Linked DNA regions of Homo sapiens: region 2 is linked to region 1. A link is an interaction called in ENCODE POLR2A ChIA-PET data of the cell type or tissue named here. Cell type or tissue: HepG2. All regions are shown on one strand. Links, peaks and the distances in the headings refer to the core of each region. The heading gives the core; the rest is flanking DNA. Region 1 overlaps CDH1 (cadherin 1). Region 2 has its middle 29 kb from the start of CDH1.

The links. ChIA-PET counts read pairs that join two places held together with the same protein. Peaks named below come from ENCODE experiments on the same cell type or tissue, not always from the same donor. Only the 100,000 strongest peaks of a DNase experiment are listed, where the experiment ranks them.
Region 2: POLR2A ChIA-PET joins it to region 1 with 18 read pairs; 9 of 35 experiments call an interaction of 5 or more read pairs at or near these places.

What each region holds. Positions count from the first base shown.
Region 1 is chr16:68,783,949-68,798,837 of GRCh38, forward strand. All of the region lies in intron 2 of CDH1 (cadherin 1), which reads left to right. Among named protein-coding and RNA genes, the nearest start is that of TANGO6, 52 kb to the right of the region's middle. RefSeq lists enhancers at 7,482-8,051, 8,186-8,330, 9,740-10,240, 11,257-11,757, 11,758-12,258 and 3 more and cis regulatory regions at 394, 859-871, 2,867, 8,258. In HepG2, for the core only: no CTCF peak of the experiment used is centred there; DNase peaks (open chromatin) are centred at 6,443, 8,833 and 9,223; H3K4me3 peaks cover 927 bases.
Region 2 is chr16:68,700,723-68,716,709 of GRCh38, forward strand. It overlaps a transcript of CDH3 not described here. Among named protein-coding and RNA genes, the nearest start is that of CDH1, 29 kb to the right of the region's middle. RefSeq lists enhancers at 2,644-3,144, 6,310-6,867, 7,072-7,216, 10,146-10,647, 10,648-11,147 and 2 more, silencers at 3,624-3,918, 6,704-6,998, 10,738-10,907, 10,978-11,027, 11,058-11,107 and cis regulatory regions at 7,144, 13,598, 14,431-14,432. In HepG2, for the core only: a CTCF peak has its summit at 6,959; a DNase peak (open chromatin) is centred at 7,069; H3K27me3 peaks cover 1,900 bases.

The DNA of each region.
Region 1 (14,889 bases), core at 5,113-13,112:
TTTAGGCATGAGCCACCGTGCCCAGCCCTTCATGATTTTTAATTTTTGCATCATTTTCCATTGAGTGGATGCCCATCATTGATTTATCCAGCCCTCTGTCAATGATGTGTCTATCTTTTGCCACCATAAACAAGATTGTAGTGGCCCTCCGTATATCTGCCCTGATGCAATGTGTGAGTCCCTCTGTGAGATGAAGTCCTAAAAATGGGCTTTGCTGAAAGAAAGGATTTATGCATGTAAAATCTATAAACATGATCAGAATGTTCTCTTAAAAAGCCATACTGATTCCTACTTGCCATGATGTCCAAGGCCTTGGAGCCCCACATCTTTGCTGGTACAGTTCCGCCTCTGTGCATTACAGATGATAAAACGAACCCAGAAAAAATGCAGGGGTCTTGCCTGACATTCTCCAGAGAGAATCTGGTCATCTGACTCTGGTCAACTGACATCCAGCATTTTTTTTTTGCTAGACCAGCTGACCAGCATCCGCCGGCAGCACCCCCTTCCCTCTCCCATCATGTGTGGGTCATCCTCCTTTCCACCGCCCACATGGACCCCTCCCTCTGGTCTCCTGCATCCTGCATGGTGTTGGTTATGTGAACAAGTTCTTTAGTGGTGATTTCTGAGATTTTGGTGCACCCATGATTGGAGCAGTGTACACTGTACCTGTGTACACTGTGTAGTCTTTTATCCCTCACCCCCTTCCCACCCTTTCCCCCAAAGTCCCCAAAGTCCATTGTATCTTTTTATGCCTTTGGATCCTCATAGCTTAGCTCCCACTTATGAGTGAGAACATACAATATTTGGTTTTCCATTCCTGAGTTACTTCACTTAGAATACTAATCTCCAGTTCCATTCTTTTTTTTTTTTTAACAGCTTATAAGTTCCTAGGTCCAGTGTTTCCTGTCTCTAATCCCAGTTTCTCAGGAGGGTGAGGCGGGAGCAGGCCCCTCCTACCCTCCTGTTCGGTCATTTTAGCAGATGACTTTCACCCTCATGCCTTTTGCACTGTGATTGCAAGAAGGGATTATTTTTAACTTTATGAATAGGTTATATGTTCACATGGACACCATTGAAAAAAAAATAATCTAAAAAGTATACAATGAAAAGTTCTACTCCCACCCTGTCTCCCTTTGTTCTAATAAGGTGCCTCCCCCATACCTAAAATCTCACTTGTTAGTGTCTTTTAAAGTTCTATATGTAACTATAAACAAATATGAACATATATTCTTTGAGACAGAGTCTTGTTCTTTTTTTCTTTGAGATGGAGTCTTGCTCTGTTGCCCAGGCTGGAGTACAGTGGCGCGATCTCGGCTCACTGCAACCTCTGCCTCCCAGAATCAAGCGATTCTCCTCCCTCAGCCTCCCAAGAAGCTGAGACTACAGGCATGCACTACCATGCCCAGCTAAGTTTTGTATTTTTAGTAGAGACACGGTTTTACCATGTTGGCCAGGCTGGTCTCCAACTCCTGACCTCAAGCGATCCACCCACCTCAGCTTCCCAAAGTGCTGGGATTATAGGCGTGAGCCACTATGCCTGACCAAGACAGAGTCTTGTTCTGTGGCTCAGGCTGGAGTGCTGTTGTGCAGTCGTGGCTCACTGCAGACTCAAACTCCTGGGTTTAAGTGATCCTCCCACCTCAGCCTCCCAAAATGCTGGGATTACAGGGATAAACTTATTTCTTATCCCCTTCTTTTTAGTTACACAAAAGATAGCACTGCTTTGCACTTGCTTTTATCAGCAAACAATAATGTGTCTTGACGATCATTCCCCTGCAGAGCATAAAGAGCTTTTTTTTTTTTAATAGGTTCATAGTATTTCATTGTAAGGAAATTCTATAATTGATTTAAACTAATCCTCTATTGATGGCTATTTGGGCTGTCGCCCATGTTTTGCTAGCACAAACAATGCCTTAGTGAATAACCTTTTACATACGTCATTTTTGTGTGCAAGCTTTCCAGTTTCACATCGGAAAATGGGAACAGTCCAGGTAAATGGCCCATGGAGCATTTCTGCAAGAGCAGCAACCAGGAAAATAAAAGGCTGGAGAACCACTGCTGGAACAGGTGCCCCATCTCCTTGTGGTGGTAGCAACAGTACCACAGCATCTTGTGAGTGACCTGTGGCTGTTCTCCAGTGTATGCCAGAGTCAGATTCTGGCACCTGTGGGTCACTCTTCTTCATGCTCTTTTCTTTTCTTATTATTTTTGCCTACTTGGAATTCTTTTTTTTTCAAATTTGAGACAGAGTCTTGCTCTGTCGCCCAGGCCGGAGTGCAGTGATGCGATATTGGCTCACTGCAACCTCTTCATCCTGGGTTCAAGCGATTCTCCTGCCTCAGCCTCCCAAGTAGCTGGGATTACAGGTGCCCGCCACCATGCCTGGCTTGTTTTTGTATTTTTAGTAGAGACAGGGTTTCACCATGATGGTCAGGCTGGTCTCGAACCCCTGATCTCTGGCGATCCACATGCCTTGGCCTCCCAAAGTGCGGGGATTACAGGGTTGAGCCTGCACCTGACCCTACTTGGAATTCTTGAAGTGAGCCCCCCAGTCTGAGATCTTTCTGCTTTCTTTTTTTTTTTTTCTTTTTTTTTTTTTTTTTTTGGTATTCAGGAGGATGCAGCATGGGTTGTAGGCTTCATTTCTCAGGAGCCTGAGCCAAGGCACACATATAGTCTGAGCAGTTACCTTTCCAGGCAGCCAGAGTAGATTCAGCAAATGCTCTTGGAAGCAGCTGCCTTTCCCATCAATGCTTATTTGTTCTTGATAATGAAAAATGATGCTAGCATCCATTAAAAGAGAAAAGGCATCCTCTTGTGAGCTCTATTGGACAAGTGAGCACTTGTTGTACAGTCATCTGCAAGCACATGTGACCTGGAGACTGTGGGAAATGCCTCACTTCGCAGTGTTGGCTCCCAGCTGTTCTCTTGGGCTGTTTGAGTTTTGTTCCAAAGGTCAGAGGCAGAGGGTCCGAGCCTTTCCAGCACAGCCCACATTTGAAAGTAGTGCAAGCCTCACATTCATTCTTTGTAGAAGGTTTCCAGATCTTGTTCTTGAGTTATTGAATGATTCAAAGGTTCTGAATTCCACAACGGCTTTCCTGTGTTTTTGCAGCCAGATTCAGCACATTTTGGTGTCAGCCAGTGCTTGGAAAATGTGGCCCTAGATTGATGCGTGTTTATATCTGGGTTGTGTTTTTTATAGAGAATAAATCTGTGGTTACTTTTACCCATCCCACATTGCTGTTAACTACCCCTGGAATTTCTCTCCCTCCGCAAGCCTAGTGCTGAAGAACAGAAGCTTTGGTGCTGGCTGGTTCTGGGGCGAATGTTCCTTCAGAGGCTGACCTGCTCTGTGACCTTGACAAGGCCCTGACCTTGAGCAAATGACTTAAGCCTTTCGCCTCAGTTGCTCATCAGCATTAAGGGGGTTAAAAACCCCTACCTGCCTCACAGCAACATAGGAGTCAATGTAAAGTTCACAGTGCCCACACGTAATGACTGTCATAGTGAATATTTACTCTCAAAAAGATTTTTTGTTTTCAGTTTTTAGTTGTTGATTTTTTTTTTTTTTAAATAGAGATGGGATCCTACTATGTTGCCCAGGCTGGTCTCAAACTCCTGGCCTCAAGTGATCCTCCCACCTCAGCCTCCCAAAGTGCTGGGATTACAGGTGTGAACCACCATGCCCAGCCTATAACTATTGTTTTGTTTTGTTTTGTTTTTTGGAGATAGAGTCTTGCTTTATCATCCAGGCTGGAGTGCAATGGTGCAATCTCAGCTCACTGCAACCTCTGCCTCCTGGGTTCAAGCAGTTCTCCCACTTCAGCCTCCCAAGTAGCTGGGATTATAGACACCCACCACCACGCCCGGCTAATTTTTTTTTTTTTTTTTTTGAGACAGTTTCACTCTTGTTGCCCAGGCTGGAGTACAATGGCATGATCTTGGCTCACCGCAACCTCCGCCTCCTGGGTTCAAGCAATTCTCCTGCCTCAGCCTCCTGAATAGCTGGGATTATAGGCATGTGCCACCACGCCCCGCTAATTTTTTGTATTTTTAGTAGAGACGAGGTTTCACCATGTTGGCCAGGCCTGTCTTAAACTCCTGACCTCAAGTGATTCGCCCTCCTTGGCCTCCCAAAGTGCTGGGATTACAGGTGTGAGCCACCGCACCCAGCCTACTGTTAATTAAGAATTGTTTATGGCTTCTCTTCTCTGCACTTTTTCATAACCTTGGCATTTTTGGGTGCCTGGATTCTTTCATTTTTGAACCATAGGACTTTGACTGATGGGGTATTCCTCAAGAGACCCTAATAGCTATATATTTCTTACTGGTTCATTGAGATTTAATTTACATACCACACAATTTACCCACTGTAAGTGTACAGTTAGATAATTTTTATAAACGTACACAGCTGTTGAGCTGTCATCACAATCCAGTTTTAGAATACTTCCACCACCTCCCAAGTTCCCTTGGGCCTATTGGTAGTCAAGCCTAACTCAGCTCCAGACAACCCTTGATCTGCTTTTTGTCTCTAGTTTTCTAGATTTTTCATATGAACTGTGTACTTTGGTGAACAGCTTCTTTCACTCGGTGTAATGCTTTTAAGGTTCATCTATGCTACTGCGTTTTGTGATGTTTGATCCTTTTTATTGCTGAGTAGCTATACCATATTTTACCCATCCTAATTACTTTTTGGGTTGACTGTATATAAGCCACATTTACACATTTTTTTAAATGGGTAAATGTGAAATAAGAAGAAAGTTGGGGCTGGGCATGGTGGCTCACGCCTGTAATCTCAACACTTTTGGAGGCCGAGACGGGTGGATCACAAGATCAGGAGTTCAAGACCAGCCTGACCAACATGGAGAAACCCCATCTCTCCTAAAAAAAACAAAAAACAAAAATTAGCTGGGTATGGTGGCGGGCACCTGTAATCCCAGCTGCTTGGGAGGCTGAGGCAGGAGAGTCACTTGAACGCAGGAGGCGGAGGTTGCGGTAATCTGAGGTCATGCCACTGCACTCCAGCCTGGGTGACAGAGCAAGACTCTGTCTCAAAAAATGAATGAATAAATAAAAGAAAGTTGGACAGGAAGATCCGTTCTCACTGTGTCACCCAAGCTGGAGTGCAGTGGCCCGAACATGATTCTCTGCAGCCTTGACGTCCCCAGCTCAAGTGATCCTCCTACCTCAGCCCTCCCAAATAATGGGGACTACAGGTGCATGCCACCATGCCCAGCTAATTTTTTTTTGTATTTTTTGTAGAGATGGGCTCTCCCCATGTTGCCCAGGCTGGTCTTGACGGGACTTGGACTCAAGTGATCCGCCCACTTCAGCCTCCCCAAAGTGCTGGGATTATAGGTGTGAGCCACCGCACCTGGCCAGGTGTTTAAAAATAGAATAATGTCCAGAACCTAATTTTGGAGAACAGGATGTAAAGGGATGCAGGACAAGGGAGTAAATGAATTAGGAAAGGGATATAGACCAGGATCTGAAGGACACATATCAGGTGTTAGCAGTGGTCTCTCTGCAAGGATGGGCTTGTGAATACTTTGTGCGATTGGCTCATCTTTTTTTTTTTTTTGTAACAGCTTTATCGAAACATAATCCACATAGCATATATTACACCATTTAAAGTGTAGAATTTAACAGTTTCCCTTATAGTCACAGACTTAAGCAAGCGTCACCACAATCAATTTCATAACATTTTCATCACCTCCAGAAGAAATCCCTCACTCCTTAGTTGCTACTGCCCCAGCCCTGGACATCTGGATTCAGTTAGTCTGAGGCAGGGGCCCTGGCTGAGTATTTTTAAAAAGTGCCCCAGGAGGCTGGGCCCGGTGGCTCATGCCTGTAATCCCAGCACTTTGGGAGGCTGAGGCGGGCGGATCACATGATGTTGGGAGTTCGAGACCTGCCCGACCAACATGGAGAAACCCCATCTCTAAAACTACAAAATTAACCGGGCATGGTGGCGCATGCCTGTAATCCCATCTACTCGGGAGGCTGAGGCAGGAGAATCACTTGAACCCGGGAGGCAGAGGTTGCCGTGAGCCAAGATCACACCATTGCACTCCAGCCTGGGCAACAAGAGCAAAACTCCATCTCAAAAACAAAAACAAAAACAAAAAACCCAGGAAAGTCTCTGTGCAGCACATTAGACCCTGAATGGAAATGATGTTAGGAGGCATTTTGGTGCATGCTTTATTTCACCAGTCGGAATGTAAGCCTTACCAATGTCTGTGAGGGCCCAGGACTTGTTCTCCCACATCTCAGGCCTGTCAGCTGCCCTTTCCTGCACGGGGCATCAGGGAGAGAGAGGAGGAGGGATTTAGTAGCTTTGGAATTCAGTACATGGGGTCTCCCTAACCTCGGGGAATCCAACAGAAAGAAAAAGGAGGAAGAAAATGTGATGATTTTCTTTTTAATCAGTAAGCAAACAGTTCCTAGAGTTGCCCAACCTGACCACAGGAATGTTTCCTGGGTTGCAGTCCATGAAAATGATCAGTTACGGCCTCTGTTTCGGCAGACAGGCTGTGTTGTTACGCATGCAGCCACAGCTGGGACAAGAAAGCCCCTCCAATTTGCTGTGAACCCAGAGGGCCTCCCCATTCTCCTTATTCTTTTTGAGAAAATCAAACGCATTTCCCTCCCTAAGACAGGTGGGGAAGCAGTCCCCCTCCAGCCTCCGCCTCTGCAGGAGGCCTAATGTCGCTGCCAACTCCTTGCTAGAATGGAGATGAGTTGTTTTTCTCCCCTCTTCTTGAAAACAAATTGAGATGAGATTCCTTGCCAGTTGGTGTTGACTCTGGAAAATTGAAACCAAGCAGTTGGTTTTGACTTGAGCAGAGAAGCAACCCCAGCTTCTCCAGTCAAGGCAGCAGATACCAATCCAGGCAGGAATATTGAGATGAAACTGAGTGAGGCTGTTAATCAATGGGCACACTGGCTGTTGCTGTCCTCTCTGGGAGAGGCCTGGAAAGAAAAATGATTTAAAACTAAGTTCCCTTCTGGCCTTGTTGTCAAGAAGGGTATGGGGTATGGGGAGGCAATGAGGCAATCTGGCCCGCAGGAGCAAGAGCTAACCTTTCTCATAGGCCTGTGCTAAAATCATGTTAATTCCACTTGAATGTTGGCCCCCGGGTGGGCAGGAGTGGTTATCTGTTGTGATTGTGGCTGGATCTTCAGTACTAGAACAGGCTGCCCCCATGCAGGAGGTATGCACACAGTAGGTGTGCAGGCTTTGAGTAGACCTTGGAACTGTTCCCCCGCACTGCCGCCTGCTCTCTCCCTTACTTCAGCACACAGCTCCAAGCTGGGGCAGTCTCTTTCACTTCCCTTTATTCCCTAATATGCCCTAATATTCCCTAATGTCCTTTATTTAGTGAGTTGTCCTGCCTGTCACATAAAGCCCTTGGAAATTCCTTACCTGCTTATATTTCTCTATTACACTTTTCATTCCTGATACTTTTTTTCGTTTTCTTTCTTTTTGGAGATAGCATCTCAATCTGTCGCCCAGGCTGGAGTGCAGTGGCACAGTTACAGCTCACTGCAGCCTCGACCTCCTGTGCTCAGGTGATCCTCCTGCCTCAGCCTCCTAAATAGCTGGGACTATAGACACGCGCCACCACACCCAGCTAATTTTTAATTTTTTGTAGAGTTGGGGTCTTGCCATGTTGCTCAGGCTAGTCTTGAATTCCTGGGCCCAAGTGATCCTCTCACCTCGGCCTCCCAAAGTGCTGGGATTACAGGCATGAGCCACCATGATTACTTATTGATTTACTTGTTAATTATCTCTTTGACATTGAAATGAAAGCCCCATGAGGTCAGGGACTTTGCTTTGTCCATTGCTGTATTTCTCAGGCCTTAGGATGATGCTTGACAAAGAGAGTAAGGGCTCGCTAAAGATTTACTGGAGGAAGAATCCTTGAAGCAATCCCTCAAAGGAGGTGGGGACGTCTGCCTATGTATTTTGTTTGTTTATTTTTTTGAGATGGAGTCTCTCTCTGTTGCCCAGGCTGGAGTGCAGTGGCGTGATCTCAGCTCACTGCAACCTCCACCTCCCAGGTTCAAGCAATTCTCCTGCCTTACTCTCCCAAGTGGCTGAGATTACAGGTGCCCACCACCATGCCCAGCTTAAATTTTGAATTTTTGTAGAGATTGGGTTTCACCATGTTGGTCAGGCTGGTCTCAAACTCCTGACCTCAGGTGATCCATCTGCCTCAGCCTCCCAAAGTGCTGTGATTACAGGCATGAGGCACCACACCCGGCCTAAACACTGACTTTTTTTTTTTTTTTTGAGATGGAGTCTTGCTCTGTCGCCCAGGCTGGAGGGCAGTGGCGCAATCTTGACTCACTGCAACCTCCGCCTCCCAGGTTCAAGCAATTCTCCTGCCTCAGCCTCCCGAGTAGCTGGGATTACAGGCATGCGCCACCACGCCTGGCTAATTTTTGTATTTTTGGTAGAGACAGAGTTTCACCATGTGGACCAGGCTGGTCTTGAACTCCTGACCTCAAGTGTTCCACCCACCTCCCAAAGGGCTGGGATTATAGGCGTGAGCCAGTACGCCCTGCGACACTGACTTTTAATCAATTCCAGAAGCGCCATTCATGACCCTTCCCCCCGGGCTGGTTCTGATCAACACCCATGGCGTTTGCCGTCAGAGAAGGAAACAGCATTTGTCCAAGCAGAACCATGGTTGGGAAAGCAAAAAGACACCCTTTGCCAGTGTGACCAAGTCGCTTGAGTAATCTTAAACAAAGGGAAAAAGTCAAGGGCGATGGCTTACACCTTTAGCCTTGTTTCTCCCACTTCAGAAAGTAAAGGGTAAAGGGTCCTGGGCTAATTTTTCCTTAATCTTCAATGTCACTGTTTTCTCTCTCCACCCCCGTCTGCTTTGATGGGGACAGAAGCCAAGGGGACTTTGCTCCCTGCTTCCCATCCAGGCAGCGTTCGTTGTTGACATCTGTTTTCAGGGTGTAGCTCAGTGAAGACAGAGACGATACATAATTTGTTCTGGGCACATATGTTTGGGGGACGTTAGAAGGAACTTGATAAGCTTCATGCAAATAAACTTCCAGTCCCTGGGAACCCATGGGGGTCGCCTGTCAACAGGGGTGCAGGAGCCGCAGCTGCCACCCTGAGAGCACATTGCATGGATGTTGTGGGCACGTTAAGAGTCATGCTTGTGCAACGTGATACTCCAACCTGCTTATCTTCCCTGGAAAAATGTTGTGGTTGACGTTGGCAGTTTAGAGGAACTTTGACTTATTTCAGCTTATGCAAAGTGGTAACATACAGCGAGACCTTTTTGAAACTGGAGTATAGTGTGGCTGTTGGAATATCCTTAGGTTTCTCTGAGGCCTGGAACTGGATTTCCAAGGCTCAATTTTCATCCAAGAAGAGAGGGAGTGTGTATAATGATGCTTTTGCCGTTATTCTCATTCAAGTTACTCTCCAACTGTCCTATTCTTTTGTGAGAACTAACTTCTCAGATCCATTCAGCTAGCAGGCTTGTGAATGGCTCATCAGTACTAACAGACAGGCTGCCTGGTGAGTCCTGGCGGCTAAGTAGCATCAGACTACAGCTTCCGTCACTTCATAGCTATGGAACTTGGTTAAGTTCCTTCTCTGTTTCCCCATTTATAGGAAAGGGATGCTGGCCAGGCGCAGTGGCTCATACCTGTAATCCCAGCACTTGGGGAGGCCAAGGCGGATGGATCACCTGAGGCCAGGAGTTTAGGACCAGCCTGACCAAGAGGTGAAACCTCGTCTCTAGTGAAAAAATACAAAATTAGCTGGGCATGGTGGCGCATGCCTGTAATCCCAACTACTTGGGAGGCTGAGGCAGGAGAATCCCTCGAACCCGGGAGGCAGGAGGCTGAGGCAGCAGAATCCCTTGAACCTGGGAGGCAGAAGTTGCAGTGAACTGAGATTGCACCATTGCACTCCAGTGTGGGCAACAGAGCAAGACTCTGTCTCAAAAAAAAAAAAAAAAAAAAAGTGGGAGGATGCTAAAATCCCTACCACACAGGACTGCTCTATCTAATAAGGACATAGACTGTTGTTGTTGTCCATAGTTTTGTTTTTGTTTTTGTTTTTTGATACAAGGTCTCACTCTGTTGCCCAGGCTGACTGCAGTGGTGCCATCACAGCTCACCGCAGCCTCGACCTCCTGGGCTCAAGCAAACCTCTTGTCTCAGCCTCCCGAGTAGCTGGGACTACAGGCACACACCACTGCTCCCAGCTAATTTTTGACTTTTTGAGTTTTTTATAGAGACACGGTCTTGCTATATTGCCTAGGGTGGTCTCAAACTCCTGGACACAAGCAGTCCTCTTGCCTCTGCCTCCCGAAGTGTTGGGTTACAGGCATGAGCCACCATACCTGGCCGTGTCCATTAGCTCTTAGTAGCAAATGGACACACAACATTAGAGACTTATCATCAAGTGAGAGTCAGTGTTCCTGGTGGAACTTGAATGTCCTTTTCAACATGCCCTAAGTGTGGACAAACTGGAGGCCTAATTGTTCTTTCCTTTGCATTTTTATTTTTAAAAATTTGTTATTTTAATTTTTATTACTATAATTTTAGAGATGGGGTCTTACTTTGTCACCTAGGGTGGAGTGTGGTGGTACAATCATAGCACACTGCAGCCTCCAACTCCTGGGCTCAAGCAACCCTTCTGCCTCAGCCTCTCTAATATCTAGGACTACAGGTGCACCAACATGCCGGGCTAACTTTTTTTTTTTTTTTTTTTGAGATGGAGTCTCGCTCAGTCGCCCAGGCTGGAGTGCAGTGGCACGATCTTGGCTCACTGCAAGCTCCGACTCCCAGGTTCACACCATTCTCCTGCCTCAGCCTCCCGAGTAGCTGGGACTACAGGCGCCCACCACCATGCCCAGCTATTTTTTTTTTTTTGTATTTTTAGTAGAGACGGGGTTTCACCGTGTTAGCCAGGATGGTCTCGATCTCCTGACCTTGTGATCCACCCGTCTCGGCCTCCCATAGTGCTGGGATTACAGGCGTGAGCCACCGCACCTGGCCAACCGGGCTAACTTTTTAGATTTTCTTTTTTTGGTAGAAAATGAGGTTTCACTATGTTGCTCAGGCTAGTCTTGCATTTGTAAACATAAAATTAACATTTTCTGCTGAGTATGAATGCTCAATAAACCTGTAATGTTACTGATTTCATGAATACTCATTAAAAGAACACATGCCAGAATCCCCAGTGTCATCTAAGAAAATAGCCTGGAAGGAGATCTTATAGGCAGCAGTATCTGTGGAGATGGAGTTAGAAACACTGTCCCTAACCAGCAAAAAGAAAAATGCCTAACTAGCTGAATGAGGCTGTCTCCCCAGGATTCCTTTCATCCATCAAGTTAGATTTCTTTTTTTTTATTTTTATTTTAAGAGATGGGGTCTTACTATGTTGCCCAGGCTAGTCTCAAACTCCTGGGCTCAAGTGATCCTCCTGCCTTGGCTTCGCAAAATGGTGAGATTACAGGTATGAGCCACCATGCCTGGCTAGTTCTCTGATTTTTTTGTTTGTTTGTTTGTTTTTGAGATGGAGTCTTTTTTGCTCTGTCACCTACACTGGAGCGCAATGGTGCAATCTCTGCTCACTGCAACCTCTGCCTCCTGTGTTCGAGCAATTCTCCTGTCCTGGCCTTCTGAGTAGCTGGGATTACAGGTGCCCGCCACCATGCCTGGCTAATTTTTTGTATTTTCAGTAGAGACGGGGTTTCACCATGTTGACCAGGCTGGTCTTGAACTCCTGACCTCAGGTGATCCACCTGGCTCGGCCTCCCAAAGTGCTGGGATTACAGGCATGAGCCACCATGCCCAGCCAGTTCTCTGATCTTGTCCTCCAGTTTTTATGTGTAACTGAGGCTGAGCTCTCAAGTTCAAATGGTCTTTGAATAAAGCTAAATGCAGGCCGGGTGCGGTGGCTTATGCCTGTAATCCCAGCACTTTGGGCGGCCAAGGCAGGCGGATCACAAGGTCAGGAGTTCGAGGTTATCCTGGCCAACATAGTGAAACCCCGTCTCTACTAAAAATACAAAAGATTAGCCGGGCGTGGTGGCAGGCACCTGTAATCCCAGCTACTCGGGAGGCTGGGGCAGGAGAATGGCTTGAACCCGGGAGGTGGAGGTTGCAGTGAGTTGAGATCCTGCCATGGCACTCCAGCCCGGGTGACAGTGCGAGACTCTGTCTTTAAAAACAAAAAAAAAAGAATTGCTAAATGCAGTATTCTTTGGTGTTCGCTGTGGGAAATGTGTTCTGATGAGAGGGAGGCAATCCATAATGTGCCCCTTTGTATGCAGGGTGGGCAAAACACTGCTTCCAACTAGTTACGTCTAAGATACTAGGTTATCCCACTGGTTACCAAACAACTCAACTATGGTTTGCTGCCTTCCATAGCTGGCCCTGTCCTTAAATCCCAACATCGTCTGAAAATAATATAGAAGCTTTTGAGACTGTCTTGTTTCTACCCACTCACATTCCAGTTATGGGACCAGGCGGGCGTGGGAGAAGAAACGGGATCGTCAAAGTGGGACTGTTCCGTGTGGCATGATGGCAATTTCAAGCAAGGAATGTTGCTGAATGCTCAGAGCCTGCCCCAGGACCAAAAGCTTTTCATGAACTTGGGTTTCATTTGTATTTGAACATCAGTCATCTCTCTTGGGGTCCTCTCTTGAAAGCTACTTTTGCCCAGTAGGCTAGAAAGTGGGGCACCGTAGGTTTAATAGCAGCATGCAGGGATGACAGAGTATTAAAAACACTTTTTAAAAGTCATTCTTACTAGTTTTTGTCATGAAAAAAAAAAGAATTCATTCTAATTGTAACAGGCCAAGTAATACAAGGATATATAAGGAAAATATGTTGTTGTTGTTTTCAAACTGCCTCCTGGCCAGGCACAATACTTGTATCTGTAATCCCAGCACTTTGGGAGGCTGAGGTTGGTGGATCGCTTGAGGCCAGGAGTTCAAGACCAGCCTGGGCAACGTGGCAAAACCCCATCTAGTCCTGTAAACATAAAATTACATTTTTTGCTGAAATACAAAAAATACAAAAATTAGCTGGGTGTGGCAGCACATGCTTAAAATAGAGCATGGCACATTAATATTCTACACATGTTTAAAATACTAATAAAATAGGCCAAGCATGATGGCTCATGCCTGTAATCCCAGAACTTTGGGAGGCTGAGGCAGGTGGATCACCTGAGGTCAGAAGTTCATGACCAGGCTTGGCATCATAGCGAGACCCTGTCCCTACAAACAATAATTAAAAATTTGCTGCGGTGGAGTACACCTGTAGTCTCAGCTACTCTGGAGGATGAGGTGGGAGGATGGTTTGAGCCCAGGAAGCTGAGGCTGCGGTGAGCTAGCGTTTGTGCCACTGCACTTTAGCCTGGGTGACAGAGTAAAACCCTTTCTCAAAAAATTAAAATGAGGCTGGGCTCAGTCATTCACTTCTGTAATCCCAGCACTTTGGGAGGCCAAAGCGGGAAGATGGCTTGAGCCCAGGAGTTTGTGAGCAGCCTGGGCAACGTAGTCAGACCCCATCTCTACAATAAATAAAATTAGCCAGGCATGGTGGCATGTACCTGTAGCCCCAGCTACTCAGGAGGCTGAAGCAGGAGGATTGCTTGAGCCCCGAAAGCCAAGGCTGCAGTGAGCAGTGTTTGCACCACTGCATTCCACCCTAGGTGACAGAGACCTGTCTCAAAAAGCACACAAATAAAATTAAATAAAATCTGAATAAAATAGTTCATAAAAGCTAATTGAAGCTTAGTTGAGGCTGCAGTTTTTGATGATGGTGATGATATTGTAATGAAAAGACTTTCCCAGCTGGGCACAGTGGCTCACACCTATAATCCCAGCAGTTTGGGAGGCAGAGGCGGGCAGATCACTTGAGGTCAGGAGTTCGAGACCAGCCTGGCCAACATGGTGAAACCTTGTCTCTACTAAAAATACAAAAATTAGCTGGGCGTGGTGGTGTGCACCTGTAATCCCCGCTACTCGGGAGGCTGAAGCAGGAGAATTGCTTGAATCTGGGAGGCAGAGGTTGCAGTGAGCCCAGATTGCACCATTGCACTCCAGCCTGGGTGACAGAGTGACACTCTGTCTCAAAAAAAAAAAAGACTTTCCCACATGGAGATGGCCAGTAGTGGGGAGTGGGGTCTTAGCTTCTTTTGTTGGGATTTGGTTTTTACACCAAGTCACCAAATAAGTTTATGAAAGGTGGGCATACTGGGTTAAAGAACACTTAGACCCTTGTTAGCTTTATTTTTGTTAGCTTTTTTTATGGGCATGTTGAAATATACCCAGTCCCCGTATTCTGATCCTCCAGTTTCAACATTTTGCCATTCTTCTTTCCTCCCACTTGCTGGGCTCAGAGACAACCCAGCCCTTGCCAGCGTGACAGTGAGCTTCCCAGAGCCTTTCTGGAGCTGAAGAACCTTTCAATCTTTCCTACAATTTCCTATAATCAGCCCAGGGGATCAGGTTGCATGGGGAGATAATGAGTCTTATGAGCACCTGGAATTCAGGTTGGGGCTCCTCGTCATACTGTCACTTCTCAAAGGGTAGGGCTTAACCACCATTAAGATGAGGTGCCCCAAAGCAGGTTAAGTGCCTTGGATCAAGTTATTTGCAAAACCATTTTCATTTTTTCAGGCCGCCACCCTTGGCAAGTCCAATCATGCTTGTCTCAACTTTCACTGTCTAAATTTGGGAAGGCTGGAGAAAGGAATTCAGTGCAGCCTTCATTCCCTGTTTACATGACAAGCCCCTAAAGATGACCTAGTTGCCCCATTACTTCTGCTGGGGGTGGGGGAGGACTCTTTGAAGAGCATCTGGTTTTGCTAGTTTGAAAAGAAATTCCTAT
Region 2 (15,987 bases), core at 3,911-11,910, 84 kb before region 1:
TGGCGCCTATAATCCCAGCTACTTGGGAAACTGAGGCACAAGAATCTCATGAATCCGGGAGGTGGAGGTTGCAGTGAGCCGAGATCACGCCACTGCACTCCAGCCCAGGCGACAGAGTGAGACCCTATCTCAACAACAAAAGGGTATGAAGTCGGATGAGAAAGCTCACCTGTCCTTGGTCCATGGCACCCTCAGGACAAAGCCGCCTCCTGCCTCTCCCACTGAGCTGGGGCCTCAGATTCCCCTCTGCCAGGGCTGTCTTTGCTGACAGGGAGTGTGGGAGGATTGGGTGTCTCTGCTAGCAAACACCTGCTGCCCGTTATCTTCAACTCCCTTCAGAGAAGCCTGGATAAATCAGAAACTCTATCTTCAGCAGAGGCTAATCATGAAACCAAGCAGCCCCTGTTTAGGCTGGCCTTCCTCCCCTGAGATATTTGGAGGAAAAACAGCCTTTCCCAGCCTCAACTGGCCTCGGTGGATGGATGTAGAGTCCCCTGGCAATGGAACCAGTCACCAGCCCCCGAGAGGTTTAGAAAGAATCAGAGCCTGGGCTCTGTGATGGGGACAATATTAAGTCACTCTCTCACTCTGGGCCTGCTTCTCATCTGCAAAACAGAAGCTTAGGACTCTGATCCTTAGTGCCTGTAATAAGTAAAAACATTTGCATTGGTAAGACACCAGCGCTAACCACGCAGAGTGGACACTAACCAGAAACAACTGATGTGCTGGCCATGATGAGGACCATCGGTCCTTTGAATTTTGTGTTTCAACACTTTGGTGTGCCTCCTTCCAGGATCTGTTTCTCCTGTGCATTACACACAATTTTTTTTTTTTTTTTTTTGAGACAGAGTCTCACTCTCCCCCCGGGGCTAGAGTGCAGTGGCACGATCTCAGCTCACTGCAACCTCCACCTCCCAAGTTCAAGTGATTCTCCTGCCTCAGCCTCCCAAGTAGCTGGGATTACAGGCGCCTGCCACTATGCCCAGCTATTCTTTTGTATTTTAGTTAAAAAATATTTTTGGGCCGGGCGCGGTGACTCACGCCTGCAATCCCAGCACTTTGGGAGGCTGAGGCGGGCGGATTATGAGGTCAGGAGTTCGAGACCAGCCTGGCCAAGATGGTGAAATCTCGTCTCTACTAAAAATACAAAAATTAGCTGGGTGTGGTGGCCTACGCCTGTAGTCCCCGCTACTTGGGAGGCTGAGGCAGGAGAGTCACTTGAACCCGGGAGGCGGAGGTTGCAGTGAACCAAGATTGTGCCATTGCACTCCAGCCTGGGCAACAAGAGTGAAACTCCATCTAAAAAATATATATATCTATAGATATATCTATAGATAGGTATATTTGGTAGACACGGGGTTTCACCATGTTGGCCAGGCTGGTCTCGAACTTCTGACCTCGACGAGTGATCTGCCCACCTCGGCCTCCCAAAGTGCTGGGATTATAGGCGTGAGCCACTGTGCCCAGCCTACACACATGCTTTGCATTATACCTTTTCATAACATGGCATATTGACTTACTGTCCCCAACACATCCAGTTTGGATGTGTTATTTAATGTCACCACAATCCATAGATATTGGTCATTCTAATTTTTTGCCCTTAACAATGTCAAACAACTTGCAGCATCCACTTGTGCAGATGCTTCAAAGCCAGTCCTGCATTCTACGGTGGGGTCGGGGGCAGGAGATGGGGATCGTGGTCCCGGTTGAGATCAGGGCTTCCTTGAATGTGGGGTTCACTCTTGGATGACTGGCCCTTGAAAGCACCCCTGGCACTCATTCTATTAAGTGATCTTTTCTCCCAGACTTTTAAAAGGCAAAGTCCCAGAATCCAAGTCCAACAGAAAAGAAAAGTGGAGCTTTGGCCAGGTGTGGCTCACACCTGTAATCCCAGCTCTTTGGGAAGCCAAGGCAGGAGGATCACCTGAGGTCAGGAGTTTGAGACCAGCCTGGCCAACATGGTGAAACCCCGTCTCTACTAAAAATATAAAAATTAGCCGGGTGTGGTGGGGCATGCCTGTTATCCCAGCTACTCGGGAGGCTGAGGGAGGAGAATCGCTTGAGCCCAGGAAGCAGAGGTTTCAGTGAGCCGAGATCACGCCATTGCACTCTAGCCTGGGCAACAGAGCATGACTCCATCTCAAAAAAAAAAAGTGGAGGCTTACTGGAAGAAGGGGTCAGGGGTACCCAGAGAGCCTTCTCTCTAGCCTCATCCTCCCAGCTTGTATTCTTATGAACCCCCAAATCCAGAGCATTTTGAAAAGTGCCCCAATCCCTCCCTGACATTTTACAGATGGAAAAAGAGGCTCAAAAGATGGCACTCCCTATGGCCCCTCCAGTGGGGACAGAGATGGGCCAGCGGCCAGGCCTCACTTCATACCATGCCTTTTCCCTCGTCACTGACCCAACGATCTTTTTTTCTTCCCAAAGGGACTAAAGGGGCTACAGATAGGCCCTGTCCCCACAGTGCGCTTTCCCAGTCCCTAGAGAGGCCTGAGGAGGGTGGCATGCTCTCATTCCTAGACAGTTGGTGAGGAGCTGGGGCCCCGAATTCCCGGCCCCCCATTTCTAGGCATGGACCTCACTCACTCACTTCCGGGCCCACAAAGGGACTCAGGGAGAAGACCCAGCCCGGGGACTGCTGGGGGGTGGCCACTCAGGAAAGGGCCCTGAGGCGATGGGCCTGCCATTGAAAGTGTGGGAGCAGTCACCCTGGGAAGCCCCTTTTACAGCCCACACCCTGTGTGTCCAGTTCGAAGCTTGCTGGAGAGCTCCAGGGAACGACTCCCTCCAGGCTAAAGGCAGAACCCACCTTCTGGCCTCCCGTTAAAACAATCCCCCCAGCAGAGTACAAGTTCAAATCCCGGCACTTCTAGGCATGAGGCCCTGGACAAACCACATAACCTCTCTGTCTCCGTTTTCTCATCTAAAATGGGGGAGTAGGCTGGGCATGGTGGCTCACACCTGTAATCCCAGCACTTTGGGAGGCCGAGGCGGGTGGAACACCTGAGGTCAGGAGTTTGAGACCACCCTGCCCAACATGGCGAAACCCCATCTCTACTAAAAATTTAAAAATTAGCTGGGCATGGTGGTGCGTGCCTGTAATCCCAGCTACTTGGGAGGCTGAGGCAGGAGAATCTCTTGAACCTGGGAGGCAGAGGTTGCAGTGAGCCGAGATCGTGCCACTGCACTCCAGCCTAGGCAACAGAGCGAGACTCCGTCTCAAATAATAATAATCATAATTAATAAATAATAAAATGGGCGAGTAAAAGAGTTAATATTGGCCGGGCGCGGTGGCTCACGCTTGTAATCCCAGCAATTTGGGAGGCCGAGGCGGGCGGATCACGAGGTCAGGAGATCGAGACCATCCTGGCTAACACGGTGAAACCCCGTCTCTACTAAAAATACAAAAAAATTAGCCGGGCGTGGTGGCGGGCGCCTGTAGTCCCAGCTACTCAGGAGGCTGAGGCAGGAGAATGGCGTGAACCCGGGAGGCAGAGCTTGCAGTGAGCCGAGATTGCGCCACTGCACTCCCGCCTGGGCCACAGAGCGAGACTTCGTCTCAAAAAAAAAAAAAAAGGGTTAATATCTGTAAGGGCTTGGAAGGGTGCCTGGCGCACAGGATACTGTGTGTTGTCACTACTGTTGTGGTAGTGTAGGGACTCACAAGGCCTGCTAGCGCTCCCTTGGTGGAAACTGCACTTCCCAGCAGGAGGAATTCCCTGAGATTCCCCAACCTGCAGGGAGTGCCTGTGTCAGGTATGATTTCCCTGAAGGCTCTTTCCCCACGCCCAGCAGAGGGCACCATTCACTCAAACCACCACCACAGCGCATAGAACTCCCAGCCCAAGCGCCAGGTCTGCAGGGAGGGAGGGAGAGAGGAAGGGAACAGTGGCACTGGCTGCCACATGCCACACAGGGAGTCAGCTGGGTGGCCGGAACGGCCTTGGACACTGATGAAGACAGTCAATATGGAGTCAGTTACATGTTCTCCCGCCTCACAACCCTGGGGAGAGTTTCGATGGTTCCCTTTTATTTAAAGGAAATTGCAGCCAGGCGTGATGGCTCACACCTGTAATCCCAGCACTTTGGAAGGCCAAGGTGGGAAAAATCATTTGAGCCCAGGAGTTCCAGACCAGCCTGGGCAACATAGTGAGACCCCATCTCTATTAAAAAACAATTTTTTTTGATTCATCTGAGTGTGGTGACACACACCTGTGGTCCCAGCTACTCGGGAGGCTGAGGAGGAGGATCCCTTGAGCCTAGGAGGTCAAGGCTGCAGTGAGCCGTGATTACACCACTGCACTCCAGCCTGGGTGACAGAACAAGACCCTGCCTCAAAAAAAACGAAAAAATGAGAGAGAGGTTAATGGCCACATACGATCAGGAAGCAGCAGAGACAGTTTTGGGGTCTAGATCTCCTTGATTGCCAGGTGGGCTCTTTTTACAATTAAGGATATAAACTCCAGTTGCAGATGGGGCCGTGGGGCAGGCAGGCCGTAGAAGGTGCCCTTCAGGTAATGCTTATGGCTTCCTGCAAGGTGGAGTTGGCCTCACTGACTCTGAGACTCTGTAGCCCTGAAGCACAAAAGCCACAGCATTCCCAGCCACTTCTGGGGTCCCCTTGAGTATGTGGCATCATCTAAGGCTTTTTTATTCATTCGTTTAACAACTTCATTGAGCACCTGTTCTGTGCAAGACACTGGTTTTTTTTTGGAGATACAGTCTCGCTCTATCCCCCAGGCTGGAGTGCAGTGACGCGATCTTGGCTCACTGCAAACCTCCACCTCCCGAGTTCAAGTGATCCTCCTGCCTCAGCCTCCCGAGTAGCTGGGATTACAGGCGCATGCCACCATGCCTGGCTAACTTTTGTATTTTTAGTAGAGACGGAGTTTCACTATGTTGGCCAGGTTGGTCTTGAATTCCTGACCTCAGGTGATCCACCTGCCTCGGCCTCCCAAACTGCTGGGATTACAGGCGTGAGCCGCCGTGCCCAGCCCCAAGACACTGTTCTTGGTGCTAGGGTTATAGCAATGCAGAAAACAGTAAAAAAGCCCAGTGAGCCGGGCGCGGTGGCTCACGCCTGTAATCCCAGCACTTTGGGAGGCCAAGGCAGGTGGATCACGAGGTCAAGAGATCGAGACCATTCTGGCCAACACGGTGAAACCCCATCTCTACTAAAAATACAAAACATTAGCGCGGCGTGGTGGCACGTGCCTGTAGTCCCAGCTACTCGGGAGGCTGAGGCAGGAGAATGGCATGAACCTGGGAGGCAGAGCTTGCAGTGAGCCGAGATCATGCCACTGCACTCCAGCCTGGGGAACAGAGCAAGACTCCGTCTCAAAAAAAAAAAAAAAAAAAGAGCCCAGCACTAACATGGGGGCTGCAGGTAGATATATGTGTAGGGCCCACATACCAAATGTGTCAAGATCGACATCACAAACTCCTAAGTAAAAGATACTCTATCTTTCTACTTGGACAGGTGTATCCTCACAGTGATTGGGAGAGCCAGATTTAAATCTGAATTCACAGACACCTAGAATACTGGGCTAGAGTGTGCCTCCGTGGGGAGGGTGAGTCCCAGCCCAGGAGCAGCGGCCAGTGCCCTGCTCTACCCAGCCCAAGCACCATCCAGCACCACCAGGCTCCTTGTGTGGCACCCCAACCCATGTGTCCCAGCTCCCTCCACTGTCCCCCAGCACAGCATTCCATTGACCACCCCATGGGCCTTGGAGTACACACCTGGGCTGTGCTGGCTGCCTGGGGACAGAACTGGGGAAGGCCTGAGGGACAAAGATGCTGGTTCTAGTAGTCACATTTCCTTTTTTTTTTTTTTTTTTTTTTTTTTGAGACAGAGTCTCACTCTGTTGCCTAGGCTGGAGTGCAGTGGTGTAATCTTGGCTCACAGCAATCTCCGCCTCCCAGGTTCAAGCGATTCTCGTGCCTCAGCCTCCTGAGTAGCTGGGACTACAGGTGCACAACACCACACCCAGCTAATCTTTGTATTTTTTGGTAGAGATAGGATTTCGCCATGTTGGTCAGGCTGGTCTCGAACTCTTGACCTCAAATGATCCGCCTGCCTCAGCCTCACAAAGTTCTGGGATTACAGGCGTGAGCCACTGTGCCCGGCCAGTAGTCACATTTCCTTAGCTCTATGAGGAGGGGCAGAAGGGCAGGGTAGAGGCCCTTGCTGCCCAGTCTAAGGGAGTTTTCAATGAGAAACAGTCCATAAACAAGACAAATCAGTAAAATACGTGGTCTAGTAAAAGTGAAGCATGGAGGAAAATGGAGCTGGGATGGGGCCTAGGGAGGAAGGGCCTGGGGGTAGGGCTCAGTTCTAGGAGCCAGGGAAGGCACTGCTGGGAAGGTGGCATTTGGACAAAGACTGGAGGCTATCAGGGAGCAAGTATGCAGTGTCCTGTCTACATAAAAGGAATGGCAAGGGCTAAGGGTTTAGCAGGTTTCAGCAGGGTTTAGCAGGGAGGCCAGTGTGGCTGGAGCAGAGGGACGGGTTGAGATGGGTCGAGAGTGTGTGCAGAGATGAGGTTGGACAGGTAAGGAGCGGGGGGCCAAGGCGCCCAGTCCTGGGTGTCCTCCTTCACGCCTGGGCTGGAGGCTGAGTTCAGGGCAAGGCCCAGTCCCAGGAGCCCTGAAAAAGGCCTGACTCAGCTCCATCCCGGGGCTGGCAGAACCTGGTTCCTCCTCTGCTGTATCCTCAGTCCCTGAGGATGCGGCAGGGCCTGTCGGGGCCTGTGGGCAGCTGCAGAGCTGGCAGGCGGGAGCTAGGAGATTCCTCTCTCGGGGAACCGGGGAGCCTGTCTGAGAGCGCCCTGTAGTCTGGTAGGGCGGTGGCTAAGACAGCAGCCCCTAAAGGCTGCAGATGTGGGAGTGACTCACCACCCTGGCCTCTCAGTGGGCTGAAAGGAGACCCCTAGGAGGCGATGGTGGAAAAGCACTCAGTGTTTAGCGCTGAGCCTGCAGTGCAGTTGGGGATCGCCAGGTGGTCACTGCCAGCCTTGTCCTCGCTTGGTATTAGGCCCTCTCCAAGTTAGAGGTGGGGTGGGAAGCCACCCCTGCATTCCCTGTACCCACTGCCCAGCAAGCGGCAGGGGTGTGGCGGGCCGGGGAGGAATCTGAGAGGGGCGGGGCGGGTCAGGAATGCCTGGGCTCCGTTCCAACTTCTGTCCCCACTGTTGTCCATCCGGTAAACCACGGCCAGCCCACAGCTGACAGGGCAGGGCGCTGAGACCTCTGTGTGTCCTCCAGGAACCTGACGACCCAGGCACTCCAGGAAGACGATGCCCACTAATTACAAGAATGATAGACTGGGCGCAGTGACTCAAGACTGTAATCTCAGCAGTTTGGGAGGCCGAGGCGGGCCGGTCACTTGAGGCCAGGAGTTCAAAACCAGCCTGGCCAACAAGGTGAAAACCCATGTCTACTAAAAATACAAAAGATAGTGGGGCATGGTAGAGGGCGCCTGTAACCCTAGCTACTCCGGAGGCTGAAGCAGGAGAATCCTTGAACCTGGGAGGTGGAGGTTGCAGCAAGTCGAGATCCCACCACTGCAGTCCAGCCTGGGTGACGAGCAAAATTCCATCTCAAAAAAAAAAAAAAGATAATTAGTAGGACTTGAACAAATTAAGCAGTTACCATGTGCCAGGTAAAACGCTGAAGTTTCACTCCAAATCAAACCACGTTTCCTCAGAGCCTCTGCACTTGCTGTGCCCTCTGCCTGGCATGCCATTCCCCTAGATTTCTCTCGGCTCCCTCACGTCCTTCAGGCATCACCCACATGTCAGCCTGTCAGAGATGCCAGCCCTGAAGGGGACTGCATCCTCCTTAGAATTGCAGCCCTGCACCCCCCAATGCTTTATCTTTTCTGTCTTTCTTTCTTTTCTTTTCTTTCTTTCTTTTTCTTTTTTTTTTTCTTTTTTTTGAGACCGAGTCTCGCTCTGTCGCCCAGGCTGGAGTACAGCGGCATGATCTCAGCTCACTGAAACCTCCACCTCCCGGGTTCAGGCGATTCTCCTGCCTCAGCCTCCTGAGTAGCTGGGATTACAGGCACCTGCCACCACACCTGGCTAATTTTTGTATTTTAGTAGAGACGGGGTTTTACCATGTTGGTTAGGCTGATCTCAATCTCCTGACCTCAGGTGATCCACCCACCTCGGCCTCCCAAAGTGCTGGGATTACAGGTGTGAGCTACCATGCTGGCAGATTTTTGTATTTTTTAATTAGGTACTGGGTTTCACTATGTTGACCAGACTGGTCTCAAACTCCTGAACTCAGGTGATCTGCCCACCTCAGCCTCCCAAAGTGCTGGGAGTACAGGTGTGAGCCACTGCACCCAGCCTATTTGTTGTTTTTCTGGGACAAGGTCTCACTCCATCTACTAGGCTGAGTGCAGTGGTATAATCACAGTTCACTGCAGCCTTGACCTCCTGGATTCAAGCAATCCTCCCACCTCAGCCTGCTGAATAGCTGGGACTACAGGTGTGTACCACCACCCCCAGCTGATTTTTTGTTTTTGGTAAGGAAGGGGTCTCACTGTGTTGCCCAGGCTGGTCTCGATCTGGCTTCAAGCCATCCTCCCTCCTGGGCCTCCCAAAGTGTTGGGATTACAGGCACGAGCCCCTGCACCCGGCGCAGAAGCACTCTTGTCAATTAGAGTGCTGGCAAGCAAGAGAGGCAAGCTCAAAAGGTGACCGGAGAAGGGTTCATGGAGGTGCAGTCTACAGTGGGGTGAGCAGGGTTGCAGGGTCTCCCTCCGTCACCCAGGCTGGAGTACAGTGGCACAATCTCGGCTTACTGCAACCTCTGCCTCCCAGGTTCAAGCGATTCTACTACCTAAGCCTCCCAAGGTGCTGGGATTGTAGGCGCCCTCCACCACGCCCGGCTAATTTTTGTATTTTTAGTGGAGACAAGGTTTCGCCATATTGGCTAGGCTGGTTTCAAGCGACCCACTCACCTCGGCCTTCCAAAGTGCTGGGATTACAGGCGTGAGCCACCGCGCCTGGCCTCCTTTTTCTGTCTCCTTCATTTCTAAAGACGGCACCATCATCAGCCCAGCTGCCCAAACCAGAAACCTAAACACCTTGTCCTCAACTCCTTCCTTTTATTGACTGCCCATGCTGATCATCCATGGAGTCCTCCCAGATATCCTGGAATTCAACCACTTCTGTCCATTCTCCACCACCACCTTTGTCCCAGCCACCAGCACCCCAACTGGGATGGCCACAATGGCCTCTGCGCTGGTTAATTCCCCGTTTCCCCCAGATCCACTCTCTTCCCTTCTTCCCGCTGCTCTGCAACCAGGAGGCAGCCCTAGCTGCCCTGTGTTCTGGATTAGGTTGGTTACATTGGGGGAAGGAACCCACAGGAGATGGGGCGGGAAGGAGGGGAAGTGGCAGTATCCCTCCGCCTGCTCCCTCCCTGCCGGGCTGGGTTTGGCACTGGCTGCGCTCTGCACCCTCTATGGCCACAGCTCCTGTCATGTGGACCCTCTTCCATGGCTCCAACACTCCCTGGGGTCTGAAAGGCAGTTTCTGCACTTGCCCTGTTAGGACTAAGGGCTGCCCTGGCTTCCCATTTGCTAGTCTGAGGATGCCTCGCCATCCCAGCTGGTCACCCTAACCGAGTGGTTCTCAACCAGGGGTAGTTATGCCATCTCAGGGGATATTTGGCAATGTCTGGAGTCATTTGTGGTTGTTACCACTGGAGTGGGGGTGCTACTGGCATCTAATGAGTAGAGGCCAGAGATGTTGCTAAACCCCCTACAATGCACAGGACAGCCCCCACAGCACATGATCCTCCCTCTGAAAAGTCAATAGAGCTTAGATTGAAAAACTATGGCTGGGCGCGGTGGCTCACGCCTGTAATCCCAGCACTTTGGAAGGCCGAGGCAGGCGGATCGCTTGAGACCAGCCTGGCCAACATGGCAAAACCCCGTCTCTACTAAAAATACAAAAATTAGCCGAGTGTGGTGGCGGGCGCCTGTAATTCCAGCTACTCAGGAGGCCGGGGCAGGAGTAATCGTTTGAACCCAGGAGGCAGAGGTTGCAGTGAGCCGAGATTGAGTGACTGCACTCCAGCCTGGGCGACAGAGCGAGATTCTGTCTCAGAAGAAAAAAGGAGAGAAAGAGAAAAAGGGAGAGAGAGAGAGAAAGAAGAAAAGAAGAAAGGAAGAAAGGAGAGAGGGAAGGAGAGAAGGGAGGGGAGGGGAGGAGAGGGGAGGGGAGGGGAAGGAGGGGGGAGGGGGGAGGGGACGGGAGGAAAGGGGAGGGGAGGGGAGGGGAGGGGAGGAGAGAAGGCGAGGTGGCTCATGCCTGTAATCCCAGCACTTTGGGAGGCCAAGGTGGACGGATCCACTGAGGTCGGGAGTTTGAGACCAGCCTGACCAACATGGAGAAACCCTGTCCCTACTAAAAATACAAAACTAGCCGGGCATGGTGACGCATGCCTGTAATCCCAGCTACTCGGGAGGCTGAGGCAGGAGAATCGCTTGAACCCAGAAGGCGGAGGTTGCCGTGAGCTGGGTTGCGGCATTGCACTCCAGCCTGGGCAACAAAAGTGAAACTCCAGCAGAGAGAGAGAGAGGGAGAAAGAGAAAAAAAGAAAGAAAAAGAAAGAAAAGGAAAGAAGAAAGAAAGAGAAAGAGCAGGTGTGAGGAGGGCAGTGCAGAGTTCTGGGCATTTTGAACACTTGGAGGCGGCTGGGGGACCTGTGAGTGAGGAAGTTCAGGTGCAGCAGGGCTACCCAAGGTTACACAGGTGAGGAACTGCACACAGGGCTGGCTGCACGCAGGGCTGGCTGCGCCCATGCCAGGGACGGTATGGTGCCGGTTTCCCACAGCCTCTGTTCTGCTTCCCACTGGAGAGGGGACGGGGAAGTGGCCAGCAGCTGGAGAGGAAGGGAAAGGGGAAGTGGTGGTCCCGTGGGAACTTACATCCTTTATTTCATCTTCTTTGCCTCCCCACTGGGGTGGTTTCCCAGGAAGAGAAGTAAAAGCTGAGGGGTGAGGCCTGAGTAGGGGGCACGAGGGCGAGGGCATGGGCACTGACTCACAGAGAGGAGCAGAGGAACCCTGCTTGTGTCACCTTTCAGTATCGGACAGTGGAGTGGGAGGATAAGAGGAACAAGGCAGCCCTGTCTACTCTGGGTGCAGCCCAGGGATGGAGGAGCAGCCAGTGCTCCCAGGACAGCCCTAAGATGGAAGTTTTGAGAGTGCACCCTCCACCCTGCATGATCCTAGGAAGCTAGGAGTCCAGAGATGTTCCTTGTGTTTTGTTTGTTTCTTGGGTTTTTTTGTTTTCTTTTTTTTTTTTTTTTTTGAGACAGACTCTCGCGATGTCACCCAGGCTGACGTGCAGTGGCACAATCCCAGCTCACTGCAGCCTCAACCCCCCAGGCTCGAGCAATCCTCCCATTCGGCCTCCCGAGTAGCTGGCACTACAGGTGCATGTGACTATGCCTGGCTAATTTTTGTACTTTTTATAGAGATGGGGTTTCTCCATGTTATCCAGGCTGGTTTCCAACTCCTGGGCTCAAGCAATCCTCCCACCTTGACCTCCTAAATCCTGGGATTACAGGCGTGAGCCATCACACCCGGCCCAGAGAGGTTTCAACAAGAGCAGCTGGAGCTGGGAGTAAACAGTGGCCAAGCAGAATTTCAAAAGAAAATAATAATAAAGCTACGATAATAGCAACAATAATAATAATGGTCATAATAATTATAATAACCTTGTCTTAAAAGCATTCTAAGAGCGGGTAGTCTATGGGTACATTTTCTCTTATCTGGCTCCAATCAGGTGGCCAGAGTGATCTGATCTTTCTAAGATGAAAATCCAATACCATAACATTGTGCAGATGGTGAAGATGTTATAATCCCCATTTGACAGATATGGGAGAACGGTGGGAGAACTTGGCTGAAATTTGAACTCAGGACCTCTCAATTCCCAGGTTCCTTTTTTTTTTTGAGATGGCGACTCCCTCTGTCACCCAGGCTGGAGTGCAGTGGCTCGATCTTGGCTCACTGCAACCTCCGCCTCCCGGGTTCAAGCAATTCTCCTGCCTCAGCCTCCCAAGTAGCTGGGATTACAGGCCTGTGCCACCATGCCCAGCTAATTTTTGTATTTTTAGTAGAGTTGGGGTTTCACCATGTTGGCCAGGCTGGTCTCGAACTCCTGACCTCAGGTGATCCACCCGCCTCAGCCTCCCAAAGTGCTGGGATTAAAGGCATGAGCTACCGTGCCTGGTCAATTCCAAGGTTCTTAAGCAGCCCCCTCGCAGCCAGTGCAGCATCCTCCCTTTCTGATCTGTCTCCCCTCCTCCTGTGATCTCCCCGCCCTTCTGTCCCTCCTCTCCCCACTCTCTGTGTCTCTATGGAAATGAAGTCAAGATTGTTTTTGGTTGACTACTCTTTATGACCCTTGAAAAACATTTTAAATGTTGATCTATCTCATACATTGTTTCCGTCAAGGAAAAACAATAAAATTAAGTCGCTTCACTTTTATATGTCTCCCCCTGTCTCTTTTGCCCCACTAATAATTCAGTTGACCCTCAATAAAGGGGGAAAAAGTTCCCTAATCCTAATCAACAAGCATATCGGGTTGCTCTTCTTCCTGCTGGCTGAGGCGGGAGCAAGTTTATTTTTCCAGGGATTTTAGACATCCCGACCCTGGAGCTGCCAGGGAATAGTGTCAAGGTGTTGATTTCAAGTGTTTCAGAGTCTGCTTACAAACCCTCCACCCCTCCTCTCGGTGCCCACCTCCCCTGACCTAGGCCAAACCCCCAGATTTCTTGTTGAGATGATTGCAGGAGCCTCCCAGCTGTGCTCCCTGCTTCCCAAGGACTCCTCCTCCAGCTATGCCAGAGTGACCTTTCCGGAACGCAGATCCCATCACATCCCTTCTCTGCTTAAACACTTCCGTTCTGTTCCCATGACCTACTGGACAAGGGCCAAGCAGCATGTCATTGGACGCCCTTCAAATCCCAGCCTAGGTTGACCTTATAGCCCTGGCTCCTGCCCACTGTCCCGCTCCCCAGGTACAGACCACACAGCCACACTGGGCAATGCACCCTTCCTGGAATATAGGCCTTCCTGCTGCTTTACCTTTGCTTGTGCTGTTTCCCCTACCTGGTGTGCCTTTTCTTCTCACCCCATCCCTGCCCAAATCTGATCAATTTTTATTCTATTTATTATTATTATTATTATTATTATTATTTTGGAGACAGAGTTTCGCTCTGTCACCCAGGCTGGAGTGCGGTGGCTCGATCTCAGCTCACTGCAACCTCCGCCCCCTGGGTTCAAGCAATCCTCCTGCCTCAGCCTCCCAAGTAGCTGGGATTACAGGTACACGCTACCATGCCCAGCTAATTTTTATATTTTTAGTAGAGACGGGGTTTCATTATGTTGGCCAGGCTGGTCTCGAACTCCTGACGTCAGGTGATCTGCCCACCCTGGCCTCCCAAAGTGGTGGGATTATAGGCGTGAGCCACCGCACCCAGCCCCCCAGTTAGATCTTGAGCTCACTGAGCACCTTTGCCTAATTATGTTCAGCCTCTACCCTCACCCCAGCACCAAGCACAGGACCTGAGACCCAGGCAGGTGCTGAGAAATCGGAATTGAAATCCAGGACTGAAAACCTTCTGTGAATTCCATCACCACATTCCCAGCAAAGGGAGTTAATGGCTGGTCTCTAGTCTCTCAACGACTTTGCCTCTGCCTTAGCCTACAAGCAGCTTAGTTCCTGCCAAAATGTCATTTTTTTCCCCAGGAAGCCTTCTGGATTTAGTATTCCTCCCCTAGAGTTTTCTTAGCATCTGTATGAATACACCCAGCACACAGAATTGTAATTGTCTCTTTACCTGTCCATTTCCCCAACCAGTCTGAGGGACTGTGATCTCGCCCACCGAAGGTCCCTGGTGATAGGTAATAGCTGTAGAGCACTTTCAGCTACCAAATGTATTCCGAGCACTTTATGTGTACTACCTCATTTAAGTATCAAGACAAGGCCGGGTTCAGTGGTTTGTCTGTAATCCCAGCGCTTTGGGAAGCGGAGGCAGGAGGATTGCTTGAAGCCAGGACTAGCCTGGGTCAACATAGCAAGACTTCATCATTACAAAAATTTAAAAATTAGCCAGGCATGGTGGCCCGTGTCTGTAGTCCCAGCCACTTGGGAGGCTGAGGCAGGATCACTTGATCCCAGGAGTTTGAGGCTGGCAGTGAGCTATGATTGGGCCACTGCACTCTAGCCTGGGCGATAGAACAAGACCCTGTCTCAAAAAATAAAAAGTATCAGGACAACCTCATAAGAGAGGTACTATTAGCTCCATTTTACGGAGGGGCAAACCAAAGTCAGAGAAGTTCTAAACTTGCCCAATGCCACACACCCAGGAAGTAGCAGAAAGGGAATTTGAGGCCGGGCGCCATGACTCACGCCTGTAATCCCAACTCTTTGGAAGGCTGAGGTGAGCAGATCACTCGAAGCCAGGAGTTCGAGACCAGCCGTGCCAACATAGCAAAACCCCATCTCTACTAAAAATACAAAAAATTAGCCAGGCATAGTGGTGCAGCCCTGTAGTCCCAGCTACTCGGGAGGCTGAGGCAGGAGAATTACTTGAACCTGGGAGACGGAGGTTGCAGTGAGCCAAGATGGTGTCACTGCACTCCAGCCTGGGCGACAGAGCACGACTCTCAAAAAAAAAAGAAAGGATTTGAATCCAGCTCTTGCCCACTCCACAGTAGTATTAATTGCATAACTGAGTGAGAGGAACTGGGGCGATGTTCAAGTAGCCCGGGCACACCCTGGAGTCCTGCTCATCTTCTCCCAGAGACATAGCCCCACTCCAGCCTGCAGGGAGTTGCCCAATAGCAAGGCCAAGGTCTGTACTCATAAAGCGTTCTTGGTGCACAGCATTTTAATAAAGACATGTTGTTCTTTGCCCTGAGAAGCCGCCCCACTTCCTGCCACCCCACAGGGAGGTCCTGGGAATGGTTAACATTGCTTTGCTGATGAATAGCCTCTGGAGTAGCGTAAGAAACAAAAGACCTCACAGTACCAGGCCTGCTGCCAGATCCCTGGACCACCCCTCTCCTTGCTGGTGGGCACAACATATGGTTCAAAAACCTGAAACAAGCACATGACCTTTGACCCAGTAACTCCACTTGGAGAAGTTCATCTTAAAGACCTGCCCATACAATTTCTCACAGGTGTACAGATTAAGGATTTCCTCGCAACATTGCTTGTAAGACTAAGCATTGGCCAGGCACTGTGGCTCATGCCTGTAATCCCAACACTTTGGGAGGCTGAGGCGGGTGGATCACCTGAAATCAGGAATTCGAGACCTGCTTGACCAACATGGTGAAACCCCATCTCTACTAAAAATACAAAATTGGCTGGGTGTGGTGGTGCATGTCTGTAATCCCAGCTACTTGGGAGGCTGAGGCAGGAGAATCACTTGAACCCGGGAGGCGGAGGTTGCAGTGAGAGAAAAAAAAAAAAAAGACTAAGCACTGGAAAAAACCCAGGTTCTTCAAAAAGGGAATTGATTCAATAAATTGTAGGCATTCAAATCGTGGAAAATCATACTGACATTAAAGTGCTATTGAGGCAGCCAGGCACAGTGGCTCACTCCTGTAATCCCAGTACTTTGGGAAGCCAAAGTGGGAAGATTGCTTGAGCCCAGGAGCTCGAGACCAGGCTGGGCAACATATCGAGACCCTCATCTCTACAAAAGATTAAAAATCAGCCATGTGTGGTGGTTCTTGCCTGTAGTCCCAGATACTCCAGAGGCTGAGGTGGGAAATTTACTTGAGCCCAGGAGTTTGAGGTTACAATGAGCTATGACCATGCCACTGCACTCCAGCCTGGGTGACAGAATGAGACTCCGGCTCAAAAAAAAAAAAAAAAAAAGAAAAGAAAAAAACTGATAACAGTAGTTGCCTCTGGGGAGGGAAGGAGGGTAGCACGGGATGGTACAGTA